2 separate regions of the Homo sapiens genome follow, and region 1 is linked to region 2. The links are chromatin loops, found by intact Hi-C in ENCODE. Cell type or tissue: body of pancreas. All regions are shown on one strand.

Region 1 (8,000 bases), 57 kb before region 2:
CTGCTACCACGCCTGGCTAGTTTTTTTTGTATTTTTAGTAGAGACGGGGTTTCACTGTGTTAGCCAGGATGGTCTCAATCTCCTGACCTCGTGATCCGCCCGCCTCGGTCTCCCAAAGTGCTGGGATTACAGGCGTGAGCCACCACGCCCAGCCAAAATTTTTTACTCTACATTTTTTTCTTAAGATTGACAAGACAGTCAAAAGGTCCACTGGATAAATGTATCTTTCCTAACTCGCAGCCACTGTCCTTGGAACCCAGGATGTGGTTTGAAGGGTCTAAGTGATCTGGATTTACTTTTTCTTATTTGTCTTGTGGTTTCTGTATAGGGATGGCTCAGAAATATGTTCACCAGCTAGAGCCCCATGTTGGTTTATTAGAATCCTATTTCCAGTGTGGTTTTCTTTTTCTGCCTGAAAGTCATTTACTAAGAATGTATTTTTTTCTAAATGGGGGAAGGATTGGAACTACTTTAGCAAGAAACATTTCAGACAGCCTGCAAATCTCACCTTTCCATAGCTACAGTGACCATTTCACTCAGTACTCTGTACATTTGATAATATGTATGTAGATCTGCAGATGCTTGGGAGGTGAGTGTGCGGTTGGGAGTTAGGGAGGAATAGGGTGTACAAGGTGCTGGGGTGCTGTGCAAGAGGAGAAATGAATCCATTCCTTCATATGTACAGCTTAGGGTTTCTCCCCACTATTTGAAAATAAGAAAATGCAGAGAATCTGCTTTCTAGGTAAAAAACAACTTTTCCCTATTTTGCAGGCTTATTTCTTTGGAGTGTGGTTTAGTAAGGGACTCCACACCTTTGAGTATCTGTCAAGGAGTGGCTATTTTTTTTTCTTTTATTAGAGAGTGATGCATTGCAGATGTCCTAGAAATACACCATTCTGGGCTGGGCACGGTGGCTCATGCCTGTAATCCCAGCACTTTGGGAGGCCAAGGTGGGTAGATCACAGGGTCAGGAGACTGAGACCATCCTGGCCAACAAGGTGAAACCCAGTCTCTACTAAAATACAAAAAATAAGCTGGGCGTGGTGGCACATGCCTGTAATCCCAGCTATTCAGGAGGCTAAGGCAGGGGAATCGCTTGTACCAGGAAGGCGGAGGTTGCAGTGAGCTGAGATTGTGCCACTGCACTCCAGCCTGGTGACAGAGCGAGACTCTGTCTCAAAAAAAAAAAAAAAAAAAAAAAAAAAAAAGAAAAGAAACAGAAATACACCAGTCTGATGGGAACACTTTTCATGAGGCACGTTGTCCTCAGCATCCACAAAATTAACCTGCCCTCCCTGTCACCCTCCTACCCCCATATTCCTCCCAGTTCAATGTTTTGTAGCTTCATTAAGAACTGTGCCAGCAGCTTCTAATGAAATAACCAATGATTCTGCTTCCTGATATTCTTGCTCTGTGAAATCCTCTCCCTTTGAGTGTGGGCTAGACCTAGTGACTCGCTTCTGATGTAGTGACAAAAGTCAATACGACGTTTGTCAAAATAGGACAAAAGTGATGAGGTACTGCTCTTGAGATTAGGCTGTGAAAGACCCTGGCCTCTGTCTTGCTTTCTGTCTCTTACCCTCCCGCTTGCTTGTTTTGACGAAGCCAATTGCTACACTGTGAGCTGCCCCCCATGAGAAAACATGTTAAGGAACTTAAGGAAGCCTCTGGCTTAGTGAGGAACCGACGCCCTCAGCCTAACAACCCGTGAGCAACTGCATCCTGCCAACAGCCACATGAGTGAGCTTGGAAGTGGATCCACCCCCAGGGGACCCTTGAGGTGACGGCAGCCTAGGCTGACATCCTCACTGCACTTTTCGAAAGCTCAGACCAAGCAGGTCAGCTGCACCTGCGTAACCTACATAAACTTGTGAGATAATGACTGTTGTTTTGAGCTGCAAAGGTTTTGTTATACAGCAATAGATAACTAACACAAGTATGTAAATTTTTAAAAGTATACGTCCAGTGTTCTTTGATATTTAAATATGTGTTTCCTTCAAAAAAAATGGTTTTACTTCAAAAATTTCTGCCTCAATTGGACCTCCTGGTCTAAGGACATAATATAACGACTCCCCACACAAAAATATTCTTCCCAGGCTGGAGTGGAATGCTGTGATCTCGGCCCACTGCAACCTCCACCTCTCGGGTTCAAGTGATTCTCCTGCCTCAGCCTCCCGAGTAGCTGGGACTACAGGCGCCCGTCACCACGGCTGGCTAAGTTTAGTATTTTTAGTAAAGACAGGGTTTTGCCAAGTTGTCCAGACTAGTCTTGAACTCCTGGCCTCAGGTGATCCACCTGCCTTGGCCTCCCAAAGTGCTGGGATTACAGGCGTGAGCCACCGTGCCCGGCCACAAAAATATTCTTAATCACAAAATAGTCTCTTTGGAGTCAATTCAATCTCCAAAGAAGTATAAGAACATGAGAATTTCTAAAAGTATAAATAATTTTTCCTTGGTTCCAGTGTTGATTATATGAACTAAATTAATTAATGTCTCCTGAAGAGGCTGTGATAGGTCAGATAATAAGAAGAATGCTAAAAAGTACCTAGTACAAACACCCTTCCTTTTCCCCCAAAGCACCACATTTTGAATGAAAACCTCCTGCAGATAAAAACAAAATAAACATTTCAATAATACTTGGCTTTGCTCAAGACCTAAAAGTTAAGTTTCAAGACACCATTTGCATAGTCCAAATCTGGACTATGCTGTATTTTTCTTTTTTTTTGAGGCCACCAGACAGAACTGTCAGATGGAGAACCAGCACCAACCAACCTGCATGTTCCTTTAACAGACAGAGAAAGCACATTTTTCCCAGGCTTTGCAAATAGTTTCCTAAAACAAATCTGCCAGCTGAGAAAAACACATATAAATACCAGAACGCTTCCAATTTCTGCTGGTGCTGAGGCTGATATTTTTGGTTATTTGGGGTAGATCCTTTATTAGTTCTCTACCCATTTAAAGAAACAGCCAATGAATACATCAATAATCTTCATTAAAATGCTTGTTTTATCATTCTTGATGTTTTTAACATTGCCAGACGCCTTGGTTTGGGTTGGGGAAGAAAGTATTGGAATCAGGGGAAGCAGCAGGTCTGCTGGGAAATAAATTGGCCAGATGCCCCCAGCTGCCTCTATAAACATATCCTTGCTTTAGGCACTTGGCAAGAGAGAGGACTTGTCTGAGTTTTGGAGGTAGGAGAACTTTCAAAGATCTCAAGGTGGTTGCAGGACAAAGTTGCATTACATGTCATTGCATAGATCAGCATGGTTGCCTGTGGTTCTAGTGTCTCTTAGGAGACTGGGATTTGCCTTCCAAGACAGGCAGTCCCCTCCTTGTCTATTTCAGCACCAAGCATAGTGTCTGACACACAGCAGGGGCTTATAATACTGGTTAGGTGAATGCATCAACATTATTCACAGGGTGACGAGTATTGCCAGGCATATGAGATTTTTCAAAGGGAAGATATCCTGCTCCCTTTGTCCCTGAATGACACATGGTGAGGAAGGAGCTGAGAAGAAGTGTTCCCACTCCCTACACTCATACCAGTGTGACAAGTCCACAAGGGGATGTAGCATCCCCAGACCATTCTGAGGGTTAACAGTCCTTCTTACAGACTTCATTTCTTTCAGAAGATATATAAAGTATCGGCACTTTTTTTTTGAGACAGAGTCTCACACTGTCACTGGACTGGAGTGCAGTGGCGCGATCTTGGCTCACTGCAACCTCCACCTCCAAGTTCAAGCGATTCTCCTGCCCCAGCCTCCCAAGTAGCTGGGATTACAGGTGCCCGCCACCACGCCCAGCTAATTTTTTGTATTTTTAGTAGAGATGGGGTTTCACTATGTTGGCCAGGCTGGTTTCAAACTCCTGACCTTGTGATCCACCCGCCTCGGCCTCCCAAAGTGCAGGGATTACAGGCATGAGCCACCGTGCCTGGCCAAGTGTCACCACTTGTTTTGGCTGCTGGCCTGGGATGCCGATTCTCATGCTAGAGTTTGGTTCAGTTTCATCACAACTCTGGGAGGAAACGTTAGAGGTTGCATAAAATAAGCATATTCTCTCTGGGCTCTTTTGTTCCACCCCAAGAGCATCACGGTGAGGATCATGCTTAATAGTAATAATAATTCCATGCTCAATGCTGCAGACCATGGCTCCTGTAACAATCAGTGACCTTGAAAGAGCAGTTAGGCCCTGAAGCCTATTGCCTGGAGTCCCATCCAGCTTTGCAGGCAGCTATCTCTAGAGCTGTGTGTCAGCAGCTACCCGCACCATGCCTCCCATTCCCCGAGTTCTAGGCTTGCTGTGGGGTTGATGTTTAGCAACATCAAACATTTCTCCTGCTGCTGCTGCATTCTCCACTTCCTTCTCCAAACTGCCACATGCTCGACGCCCACCAAACATGCATATGAATCACTTGGAGGTACTGACATGTCTAGAGAATCATTGATTAGGTAAATGCTAAATTTCTAGACAAATCCTGATTCTCACAGGGTTCTTGCTGACTTCAGGGAAAGTTCTACAAGGGAGTTGCAAACACTGGATACAGTGCAAAAATGCAGGGTTTACATGCCACTGGCTATTGCTAGAGAGCTGTCTAGGGAAGACTGTTGCCATGACATCTTTAACCAGAAAGCATCATCACCATCCTGTTGCTCTAAGTAGACAGACTTTGGACATAAAGAGGCAAACTTCCTGTTCTTCACACGTTCCCCTCCCATTCCACTTTCTCAGTCCCATTCAGTGGATATTTCCATGCCTACTGAGTAGATGCTGTGAGCTAACACAGCCTGCTGCTCTACCTGCACAGAAGATAACTTGTCAAATGGAGCCCAGCCTTAATTCCGGGACCAGGGGAAGAAACAGTGAAGGAAGACTGCAATGTGATTAACAAAAACTAGTACCTGATTTGCCAATGGGCAGCTGTAATCACAGCTTTGTGGCATCTGAAAGAATCTGCAGACTATCTTCTAGCCTTGGTGATTGGTGAGTGAGAAAGGCACTCCCTACTGGGGCCCTTTTCCAGCCATGATTTGTGTTGAAGATGGTGACCAACTATCTGTCCTTCTGACCTGCCCAAGACCAGGGTGCCACTCTAGAAACAAGACTATAGAAAAACTGATTTCTCCAGGTCCAATCCAGTCCCCGATGATGAGATCACATCAAAACCTTCTCTCTGGAGAAAGGCGTTCCCCAGTTACCTACTTAGAGTTTAATTTCAGTCAGAGGTAGACCATACTAGGCAAATCCCGGTGGAACCCCGACCCTACCAGGACCTATCAGGAAGCCAGAGAAATTAGGGATGTCGCTGGCATCCCCTGTTGGCCATATGGTGCCACCACCCAGCTCCTACAACAAAATCCCAGTGAACTAGGCTAATTGTCAATCGGCCTCATCCCCTTCCCATGCCAATCCCAAAGAGCATTTCCTGAGTGAGCTCCAACACACTGATTTTTGTCCTGATGGGAGAAAGGGTATGAATCTCTGCCACCCTCAGGAAGTTTACAAACAGGACGGGGGTCCACAGCTCTGATCCTATGTCCATTCTTTGGCACCAGAGTTGCTGCCTGACAGGCTGACTGGTCCCCCTTCAGTAATTCCTCTTCCACATTCCTCCCCATTAAGGTTGCTATCTACGTTCTGTCCAAACAAAATTATATTAGTTTCAAAATAATGCAGGGAGAGGCACAGGTGTTATTATTCTGCTTATCCGCAAAGTGAGGACAAACCACTAATTTGATGTTTGTTCTTTACAAAAGAGGAAGCAGCCATCAATCAATTCCTTCCTCCGTGGGTTGGCTCGTTATTAAAATGAAAGAAAACCTGCCAGAAAACCAAACCCCTGCCCTTTATCTCTCCCTAGTAAGACTATCTCATTGATGTTCTAAGAAAATTAAAGTGGCATGAACGTGTCCTGGACGGCACGTACATTGGCAGAATCTAGTTCAGCAGCCATTAAGTTAAAAGTATTGTAACCAGGAAATAAATGCAAAGGTAAAAAACACAAGAAGAGTGGCACCTCCCAGTGCTTTGGGAAGCTGAGGTAGGAAGATTGCTTGAGGCTAGGAGTTCAAGACCAGCCTGGGCAACAGAGTGAGACCTTGTCTCTAGAAAAGATAAAATAATTAGCTGGTGTGGTGACACACAGCAGTGGTCCTAGCTTCTTGGGAGGCTGAGTTGGGAGGATCACTTAAGCCCAGCAGTTTGAGGCTGCAGTGAGCTAGAATCGTACCACTGCACTCCAATCTTGGAGACAGAGCAAGATCCTGTCTCTTAAAAGAAGAAAATGAAAGAAGGGCATGAGAAAACAGAACTCCAAGTTTGCGATGAGCCGAACTTGAGGAGCACAAGGAGATTCCTGGAAAGGTGAGAATGAGGGGAGGCCATGTTTTCAACAATGGGAGTTAGGGGAAGAACAAACAAGCTCAGAAGAGCTATTGGAGGGCGGCGGAGGGAGAAAGAAGAAACAGATTACATGAAGTATAAATTAAGAATAATTTTCATGTCCCTACTCTGAGAAGCAAATTCATCCAAGTCTGAGCCAAAGAGAATGAATCAGAATTCTAAGGTTTCTGAGTGTGTCTTCTGAGAAAAATTCAGAGACTATTGTGTACATTTGTGTATATTACCTTTAAGGACATTAACTGACACTTCCAGAGAACAGAAATGTAAATCTGTTAATGGGATAACGAAACTGGTCTGTGTCCTGTGAGCTGATTGACAGAAGTTTAGAAACGCTGCTAAACTTGTCTTTGAGCCCTGATAGGAGAGAAAGCTCAGCCCATGTCACCCCTATCAAGTGAGTGGAGTGGTATAAAAGGAACGACCAGCTTGGGCTTAAAAGCTGTAATTCTAGGGAAAGATAAGAAATAGGCTTTGAGATTTGCTTATTGCTAAATGTACAGTTATTAGCCTGGGCATGGAAACCCCTTAGAAATCATTAAAATGAGCCGTTATGTTGAGCTCCTCTAATTTTATCCTTATGAAGCCATGATATTTATATTTCCATTAATAGTTGCATGAATCTCAATTTACATTTTGAAAGTTGTCAAAGAACATGAAACAAAGCAGCCAGGACTGGCACATTTTTTGAAAGTTTTAGAATCTTTCTGTTGTTGACACCAGTGGGTAAAGAAATTTCATCTTTTAACTATAAAAGACACATGACATCTGATGAATTAGCCATGGTTTTAAACAATTACCTTATTACGCTGTCAAAACACAGTCCTTTCAACTACTCACAGCTCTGTTTTATTTTGTACTGTGGGGTTTACCTGCACCTCCCACTCAGTTTCTTCCCTTGGGAAACCCTGACACAGCATCTCATATTTTGCCTGAGTAAAAGACGATCTGGAAGTATAAGACGATTCCCGACTTCTGCTGAGGGCCCAAGGGCAGCCTGTCTGAGGCCTGAAACCACAGGACATCCATTAAGGAGAGCTGTTAAAATACCTCTGCTTTAGAGATGGCCAAACACTCTCAGTGAAAGGTGGATGAATGCTGACCTTTGGGGGCATCTGTAAAGCACATGAGGAGGTCAGAACTGAGGATGAAAAAGCTGCAAAATAGCGTCCCCCACAACTTCCCAATAGCAAAAGAAATAAGACTAAACAGTTTCCCAAAGCTGTCCCGTCAGAAGAGAAGAAGCCACTTCAAAGGACTGATTTTAAATAATAATTTGTAAAACTAACAAAAGTATAGAAATCAAAGACAAAAGGCTTTTTGGATTTTAGGTGCTCCCTCTAATCTAGACAAACTATTCAAGATCAGAGTCAAATGCAAGCCTAACTTTGACTTAATTTCATCACCACTTCTCCATTGCTTCTGCCTCCACCAACCAGGGCAACTCATGTAGAAACAGGGTGCCTCATGAAGCTTCCTGCTGAATTCTATGTAAAGGACAGTGGAAAAATGACACTCGTCACTGTTAAACCGACCGCAGGACTTTTAGGTAGGACCGTTCTATATGGGCTGTAACACCAAAGCACTGTGGACTCAAGAGT
Region 2 (8,000 bases):
GTTTCACTGTGTTAGCCAGGATGGTCTCGATCTCCTGACCTTGTGATCTGCCTGCCTCGGCCTCCCAAAGTGCTGGGATTACAGATGTGTGCCACCGCGCCCGGCCATAATGGGCCATCTTCAGCATCCCCTGGCCGCTTGAATTTCTCTGACCCAAACCTATATTGCTAGGGCTGGGTGAAACGCAGGCTAAATTGGGGAAATGAAAAAAAAAATAAACAGGTGAACTCTGAATAAGGAAATAAGACTAAACATCCAAAAACGATTTCAAGGAAAATGTACAGGCTGGGTGCAGTGGCTCACACCTGTAATCCCAGCACTCTGGGAGGCCAAGGCGGGAGCACCACTTGAGCCCAGGAGTTTGAGACCAGCCTGGGTGACATGGTGAAACCGCATCTCTACAAAAAACACAAAAAATTAGCCGAGTATGGTGCCACCTGCCTGTAGTCTCAGCTACTTGGGAGCCTGAGATGGGAGGATTGCTGGATTGTCCATTAACAGTTATTTGAGAGAAATTCTCACACGGATTTTATAAACCTGCTAGTTTCTTAACAGTCACTCTCACAAATATAAATGTAGGCAACAACATATCTGTGTGTGCTGACTGGGTAAACTTTCCTAGTACATGAAGTGACTGTTTTGGACTCTCCCTAAGGGCTCAAAGAAAAAAAAATCTGTGTGATCTAACATCCTGGCTGGGGGTCAGGGGACAAAAACCAACTCAAAGTAGTGACAAATATATGCAAATATTAAGTTATCGCCTAAAATTATGCTACCCCAAATAACAATATACTGAACCAGTGATGTTTCTTGAAAAATCCAATTTTAGGGGGAAAAATTACCAAAGAATTTATCTAACATTAATTTATCCTAACATTGAAACAAACAGTTAATTAAAATTCAAATTTCCCACATTAGTATTTGCCCTTTGCCTTTTTTTTTTTTTTAAGGACTTGTACATTTTAAAGGGTATTGATGTCAAAGGTTTAGTATGACATGACACGAAGGTTTACAAGGAGACTTTTGGGCCACAGAAATAAAAATTAGGAAGCAGCTACCTAAAGACCTTTTGTGTGTGAAGCTTAGCAACCAGAACTATATCAGCTTTAGCATTACTTTTTGTGTTATAATAAAATGCGGCTATTTCCAAGAGTGTTTACTTACAAAGGAACATCTCTCTCTCTCTCTCTGACACACACACACACACACACACACACACACACACACTTACAGATGTGTGCTTGTTTCCATTATCCTCAAGTTATTTCTCTCTGTGCCTCTGTTTCTTCACAGGGTAAAGCATGAACATGAGGTGAATTCTAAGATATTTTCCCCAGCTTTAATATTTTATGATAAAAAGTTCATGCACTGTATCTGAAAAAATCAAAATCAATTCTTTTTTCTGTTTGTTTTTGTTTTTGGAGACAGAGTCTGGCTCCTTCACCCAGGCTGGAGTACAGCGGCATGATCTTGGCTCACTGCAACCTCCGCCTCCCGAGTTGAAGCAATTCTCCTGTCTCAGCCTCTTAAGTAGCTGGGATCACAGGCATGCGCCACCGTACCCAGCTAATTTTTGTATTTTTAGTAGAGACGGGGTTTTGCCGTGTTGGCCAGGCTGGTCTCGAACTCCTGACCTCAGGTGATCCACCCGCCTCTGCCTCCCAAAGTGCTGCGATTACAGGCATGAGCTACCCCACCTGGCCCTAAAATCAAATTTTCTCTTCAAAAGATGCTTAACTTTTGAGACCATCAAATTTATTTGGCTATTGTTCTTTGGCTATTGTACACAAATGATGCTTGCTTTCTTTTCTGTCTTCCATTTTGTTAGAGTGTTTGTGGGAGTTTTTCACATGGACCCCACAGTCAATGACAAATAGGCATTAACAAATGAGTTACACAATAATGTTAAAAGTTCAGTTCACAATGTGTACACTCTAAGCCTTCAGGGTTTTTGCTATGGAAAGCATTAAGACTAGCATCTTCTATGACTGTGTGTTTGAAACCAGAGCAAACTTTCCCTCTCTTCCTCATACTAGGTTTAACATCTACTTCCCCATTTAAAAATCTCAGAAAGTCTCAAAGCTCCTTGACAGCAGCAAGGGTGAACCTGGCTGGGGAGGAGAGGACAAGGGTTGGCAAACATGTAAAGATGACTCATTCCAGAAGTGCTGGCCACAGAAGGAACCATCACTGGGTAGGCAGTGAGACTGCTGGCTCACTGCCGCTGGCTACAAGAGAGTCCCAGCTTCATTACCCCACCCTGGCAATGGAGTCAAATAAAGCCAAGTTCCTGTTGCACCTAGATGCAGACAGGAGAAAAATGGGGAAGTAGGCCAATGGCTAGAAAAATGATTCTCATGAAATGAACTCGACCTATTGCTTCCCAGGAGATCTGCATTCCTTTTCTTAAAACACTATTCTAACACATTTGAGACAATCCAAAGACCAAGCGCGTTTTGAGAGTGTTCTCTTTAAAGACAGTGTGGTGCAGCCAGCAGAATCCAGGCTCTAGAGTCAGAAGGAACTGGGTGCAGACGCTGGCTCCTTAATGTACTAAGAGACCTTGGGCAAGTGCCTTAGTCTCTCTGAGTCACAGCTTCCTCAAGTATGAAATAGGGGGAAATGTTGCTCATTTTGAGGACCTATTGTGAGGATTAGAAAATAATACGTGTTCCTCATCTTCTTTTTCCTCTTCCCTACCCTCTCTTTCCTTTCACATCTTCTTTCTCCTTTCCCTTCTCTCCCTTCCTGTACAATTTGGTGCTAAAATCATAAGGTGCATCAGAACAAGGCAGCCCTCCATGCCTTGGGGTAGGGAGTAGCCGAGGAGGTCCAGAATAGGAAGTTGAAGCCCAAACACGGTGAGGATGCATCCATTTAAGATGGACTGCCTGGCATGGAAAATCAGAACCCACATGGTGTGAGGAGGGCATCCAAGCTGAACCAGGCTGGTGTGTGTTAACAGAGCCTGGAGAGTCTTAGTGGGTTTGGATTTGTGGGGAGGGAGTCTATGCACAACAGGTCAAGAGTGGCTCTGTGACATCCACAGCTGGATTGCTCTTTGTTACCACATAGGCTGATGAGCCGGGCGTGCTTTTCATACTTTTAGAAAGCAAATAGCTAAGCACCTTGACAGCTAGCACAACAAATGCATGTCATAATAAGCAATTATTGATCAGGGAAACATTTTTATGGTGTTCTGGGAGTAACTGAATTATATGCACTGATGTGTTTGAATTTTAATTGTTTACCACTTCACTGGGAGTAAAATATGGAGTAATAAAACAGATGATACCCCATTCCTTGATATCTCAGCTCTCCTTGAGCTCAACCTTCCTTCAGAATTACCTTAATCACCCCAGATGAAAAACAAAGTCTAAAGGCTTTTATGATGCTGCCCATAACACTCATGAAATGTTTCACTGTCTCTGCGGCAAGAATAAATATAGTATGTAAACAAGTTTAATTTCTTAAGAGTTCAGCTCTCCACCAGGCATCAAAAACATTCTGAAGTTTATCCCTCTTTGGTTCATTTAGAGAAAATGACAGAAGAAATAAAGCTTAAAATCGTTAATATCACCCAAAGGATGTCATCAAATATTAATCCACACAACATTATCAAAATATGCAGATAAAAGGTTGGACAAACAAGCAAACATGGCGCCATGCTAATCAGTAAACCAGTAATCATTTTCAAAAGTCATGGGGAGAAAAGTACTATTGTTTTTAGAACAAGGACACCAAATTTGGTGCTGTAAACATGAGTGATAGAATGGAAATCATTTAATAAATCTTCCAGTCTAAGTAACACAAACATTTCAAGTAAGAAAATACATTTCCTTCAATGTACTGGAGATCATGTATTTTACATTTTTATGTAACTTAATCTTTCTCTGTTAGGTTTAAAAGGAAATCTAAAAATTTCCTCTATCCTTCATGGGCAGCATTATTTGTATGATTTAAATGTCTCAATTACAGTACTTGAGTGGCAAATGCCCTGTAGAATGATGAGGGTGGGAGGGAACACAAGTGGCCATTACTCTACTCCTCTGCCCCCTAAGTGGGATTCAAAACCATTACCACAGCTAGCAAGGACATAAAAGCCTATCTCTAGATATTATGGAGAAATGTAATATCAGCAGGAGATAACTGAGAAATAAAGGAGCTAACTAAATCAGTGTTTGACTGCTTGGTTCTGGATAACAAAGGCATGTCCTTATAAGGCAAAGTGGCTTCACTAAGTATGGTCCTCCAGAGGAAGGCAGGTCCCCCCTCCATGGTGCGTTCAATATATGGGAGAGAATTTTGTGTTCATTCCTTTGACATGCTAATATAAGTATGTTTTCTGATAGGTACTACTTAATAAATATAATAGCTAATACTTATTGAATTATTATTATATATGCTACCAAAGTATTTCACTTGGAGGGAATATTGGGATAACTGGAATTGATTTCTTCTAATGTAATGGTCCAAGGCAGATTTTACATCATGGGCACTACAGTCCCAGCACCACGCAAAGGGCACTCCCGTGTCCTTTTGTAGTCAGCCCTCTTCCCCACTCCCAGACCCTGGGAACCATGGACCTGTTTTCCATCCCTGTAGCTTCATCTTTTCCAGAATGTCAGATACATGGAATCATGCAGTTATCTTTTTTGTCTGGGTTCTTCTTCTTTTTTTTTTTTTAAGACAGAATCTCACTTTGTTGCCCAGGCTGGAGTACAATGGCATGATCTCAGCTCACTGCAACCTCCGCCTCCCAGGTTCAAGCGATTCTCCTGCCTCAGCCTCCTGAGTAACTGGGACTACAGGCACGTGCCACCACGCCCAGCTAATTTTTGTAGTTTTAGTAGAGACGGGGTTTCACCATGTTGGTCAGGCTGGTCTGGAACTCCTGACCTCAAGTGATCCACCTGCCTCAGCCTCCCAAAGTGCTGGGATTACAGGCATGAGCCACCATGCCCGGCCTTTGTCTGGCTTCTTTCACTTAGCATACTGTATCTGAGATTCATCCATGTTGTTGTATATATCAATTGTTTGTTCCATTTCACTGCTGAGTAGTATTCCATTGTATGGATTTACCAGAGTTTGTTTATCTACTACCCAACTGAGTACAATCTGGGTTTTCTTCCAGTTTTTGGCAATTACAAATAAAACTGCTATGCAGTCTTGGCAATTACAAATAAAACTGCTAAACTGCTGTATTTGCACATAGGTTTTATGTAAATACTCAAGAGTGGGACTTACGGTTGTATGGTTAAGTGCATATTTAACTGGGATTTTAGAACACATAAGGAAAGGAAACTTGGTGATAGGAAACTGTATTCAGAAAGTAGGTGTAATAGCTTCCAGATTAAAATAATAACTAAAAGAAGACTGGAGGAACTGAAATTTTATTTTAATAAATAATATCCAGCACTGGCAAGAATATGGGAACACGCCAGTTTAATGCCCAGTTGGTAATGGAATGAAACAGCACGACTTTTCTGGAGAAGAATTTGGCAGTACCTATCAGAGCATACCATGTACACTGGCTTCATTTCTACCCTCAGAAATATTCACACACATGTATGGGGCAAATGTGCAGATATGTTTGTTTCAGTATTATTTGCAATTATGAAAAATGGTGACAACCAAAATGGTCATTTAGTTTCAGTAACTTAGGACACATTCCTTCACCCTTTGAATACTAGGCAGCATTTCAGTAGAATGGGATATAGCTCTGACATGGACAGTTATTTTAAAGAAATGTTTGTAATATATAAGTACATACATTAATACATATATCTTTATGTGAAAAATATAAATAGACAAATATTTTTTGTGAGGGTATGAAAAGATCTGGAAGCTACACAGCTGGGCTTTACGCAGTGAAGAGTGAGTTAAGGGAAGGGTAGGACACTGGTAAGTAGTGAGGCATGAGATTTGCCTTTTCCTTAATGCACCTCCATATTACTTGATTTCTTTCAAAACAATCATACATGATTTGGCACATAACCAATTAAAGGAGAGCTAAATAATTAATCACTAATTAACAAATGGCCAGCAACCCCTATTGCATCCTCCTCCGACTTTCTAGTAAACCACTTATGAAGACACAGAAAAACTGGAAACTCATCCAAATGAAGAGATAACTTAATGCCTGAATCTGGACAGAACCTCTGTGGATCAGATGGAGCTGGAAAGAGAAGGATGTACCAAACTTTGTCTCCCCAAAGGGGAACTCACTGAATAAAGATAAGAAGGTGTTGCACACCTTCCTGCCCACGAGTCCCTGGTCAGTGTCTATACAGAAATCTGAAGTCTCCTTCTTCATAATAGTGGCTTATCTATGAAAGCATCACAGCTTCCAGCTGGTTTCATTTATATGAATCACCACCTTCTCCTTGTCCTTCTCCTTCTACCATCATTCTAAAACAATACAGATACAACTCACAGAAAACAATAAGCTAAAAATGTACTGTGTGAGGTTGGGAGATGAAGGACATCTGGCAATAGTGTACTGGATTCTCCCCACAGATAAAATACGACAGGTGCATATAGAGACAGAATGATCCCTGGGAGGAGTGTGTGCTAGGAATTTTAGTTTTCATGGGCAGAGTGTTAGATTCAGAGTGCAAGAGAATGAGGCAGAGGGATAGAAAGAGATGCAACTTTTCTACAAGAAAGCTTGCCAGAAACTGACAATGAGTTCTGAAGTTGTACACTTCTCCCTGTCCACTAGGTGACCGTTAAGAAGGGAACTGCTCCATTACACAGGGGTGCAGAGAACTGGGCCAATGGTAATCCCATCCCTAGAATGTTGCCAAACATAAAATTAAAACACATATTCCTTTCTTTTTTAGGGGAACAAGATGCAAAAACTTGCATATAATAAATATATGGGTAACCATTGCTTCTGTAGAAAAGATAAAAACAAATGGAGACACATAAGGGAACAGAAGCAACAGTCAAGTGGCTAATGATCTGGATTAATGCTTTAATCCCATACTCTTAGAAAATAATAATAAGTTTGTGAATCAAATTTTAAGCATGATGCCAAAATTAAACATAAGGAAAAATATTAATATAGATTTAATGACATAAATAATTCTGAATGTTGAAAATTAAAAACAACTTTAAAAGACAAAAGGCATACTGGGGAAGACATTTTTAATACATGGTAGACAAGGCTTAATATCTTTACCAAAAAAGTGCTTATAAAAATAAATCAGACTAGACAAATACATTAATAGGGATGCACAAATTTCACGAATAAGCAGAGCACCAGGAAAAATAAAAAATGGCCAAGAAATATATAGAAGAAAGATGCCTAATCTAATAGTAAAAGAAAATGAAAAAAAAGACAACCTTTTATCAAATAAAATTGGAAATGTTGATAAATTATAACATCTAATATTCTTGAGGATTCATGCATGTAGTGTCAATAATCTTTTTTTTTTTTTTTTTTTTTTTTTTGAGACGGAGTTTCACTCTTGTTGCCCAGGCTGGAGTGCAATGGCGCGATCTTGGCTCACCACAACCTCTGCCTCCCAGTTTAGCTATTTTTAGAGGATCAAGTGATTCTCCTGCCTCAGCCTCCCAAGTAGCTGGGATTACAGACATGCACCACCATGCCCGGTTAATTTTGTATTTTTAGTAGAGACTGGGTTTCTCCATGTTGGTCAGGCTGGTCTCAAACTCCCAACCTCAGGTGATCCACCCGTCTTGGCCTCCCAAAGTGCTGGGATTACAGGCATGAGCACCGTGCCTGGCTTTTTTTTTTTTTTTTTTTTTGAGATAGGGTCTTCCTCTGTTGCCTGGGCTGGTGTGCAGTGGTGCAATCGTCACTCACTACAGCCTTGACCTCCTGGGCTCAAGTGATCCTCCTGCCTCAGCCTCCCGAGTAGCTAGGACTACAGGTGCATGTCATCATATCCAGTTAATTTTTTAAAAAATTTTTTTAGAGGTGGGGTCTCTGTATATTGCCTAGGCTGGTCTTGAACTCCTGGGTTCAAGGG

Evidence for each region. Peaks named below come from ENCODE experiments on the same cell type or tissue, not always from the same donor. Only the 100,000 strongest peaks of a DNase experiment are listed, where the experiment ranks them.
Region 1: a loop joins it to region 2, with 5 times the contacts of the local background. A loop is called at or near these places in 3 of 110 quality-filtered maps.

What each region holds. Positions count from the first base shown.
Region 1 is chr9:348,401-356,400 of GRCh38, reverse strand. The region is part of intron 14 of DOCK8 (dedicator of cytokinesis 8); the gene reads right to left. Among named protein-coding and RNA genes, the nearest start is that of DOCK8-AS2, 120 kb to the left of the region's middle. In body of pancreas, no CTCF peak of the experiment used is centred here; a DNase peak (open chromatin) is centred at 3,110.
Region 2 is chr9:291,846-299,845 of GRCh38, reverse strand. All of the region lies in intron 4 of DOCK8 (dedicator of cytokinesis 8), which reads right to left. Among named protein-coding and RNA genes, the nearest start is that of DOCK8-AS1, 80 kb to the right of the region's middle. In body of pancreas, no CTCF peak of the experiment used is centred here; no DNase peak of the experiment used is centred here; H3K27ac peaks cover 1,521 bases.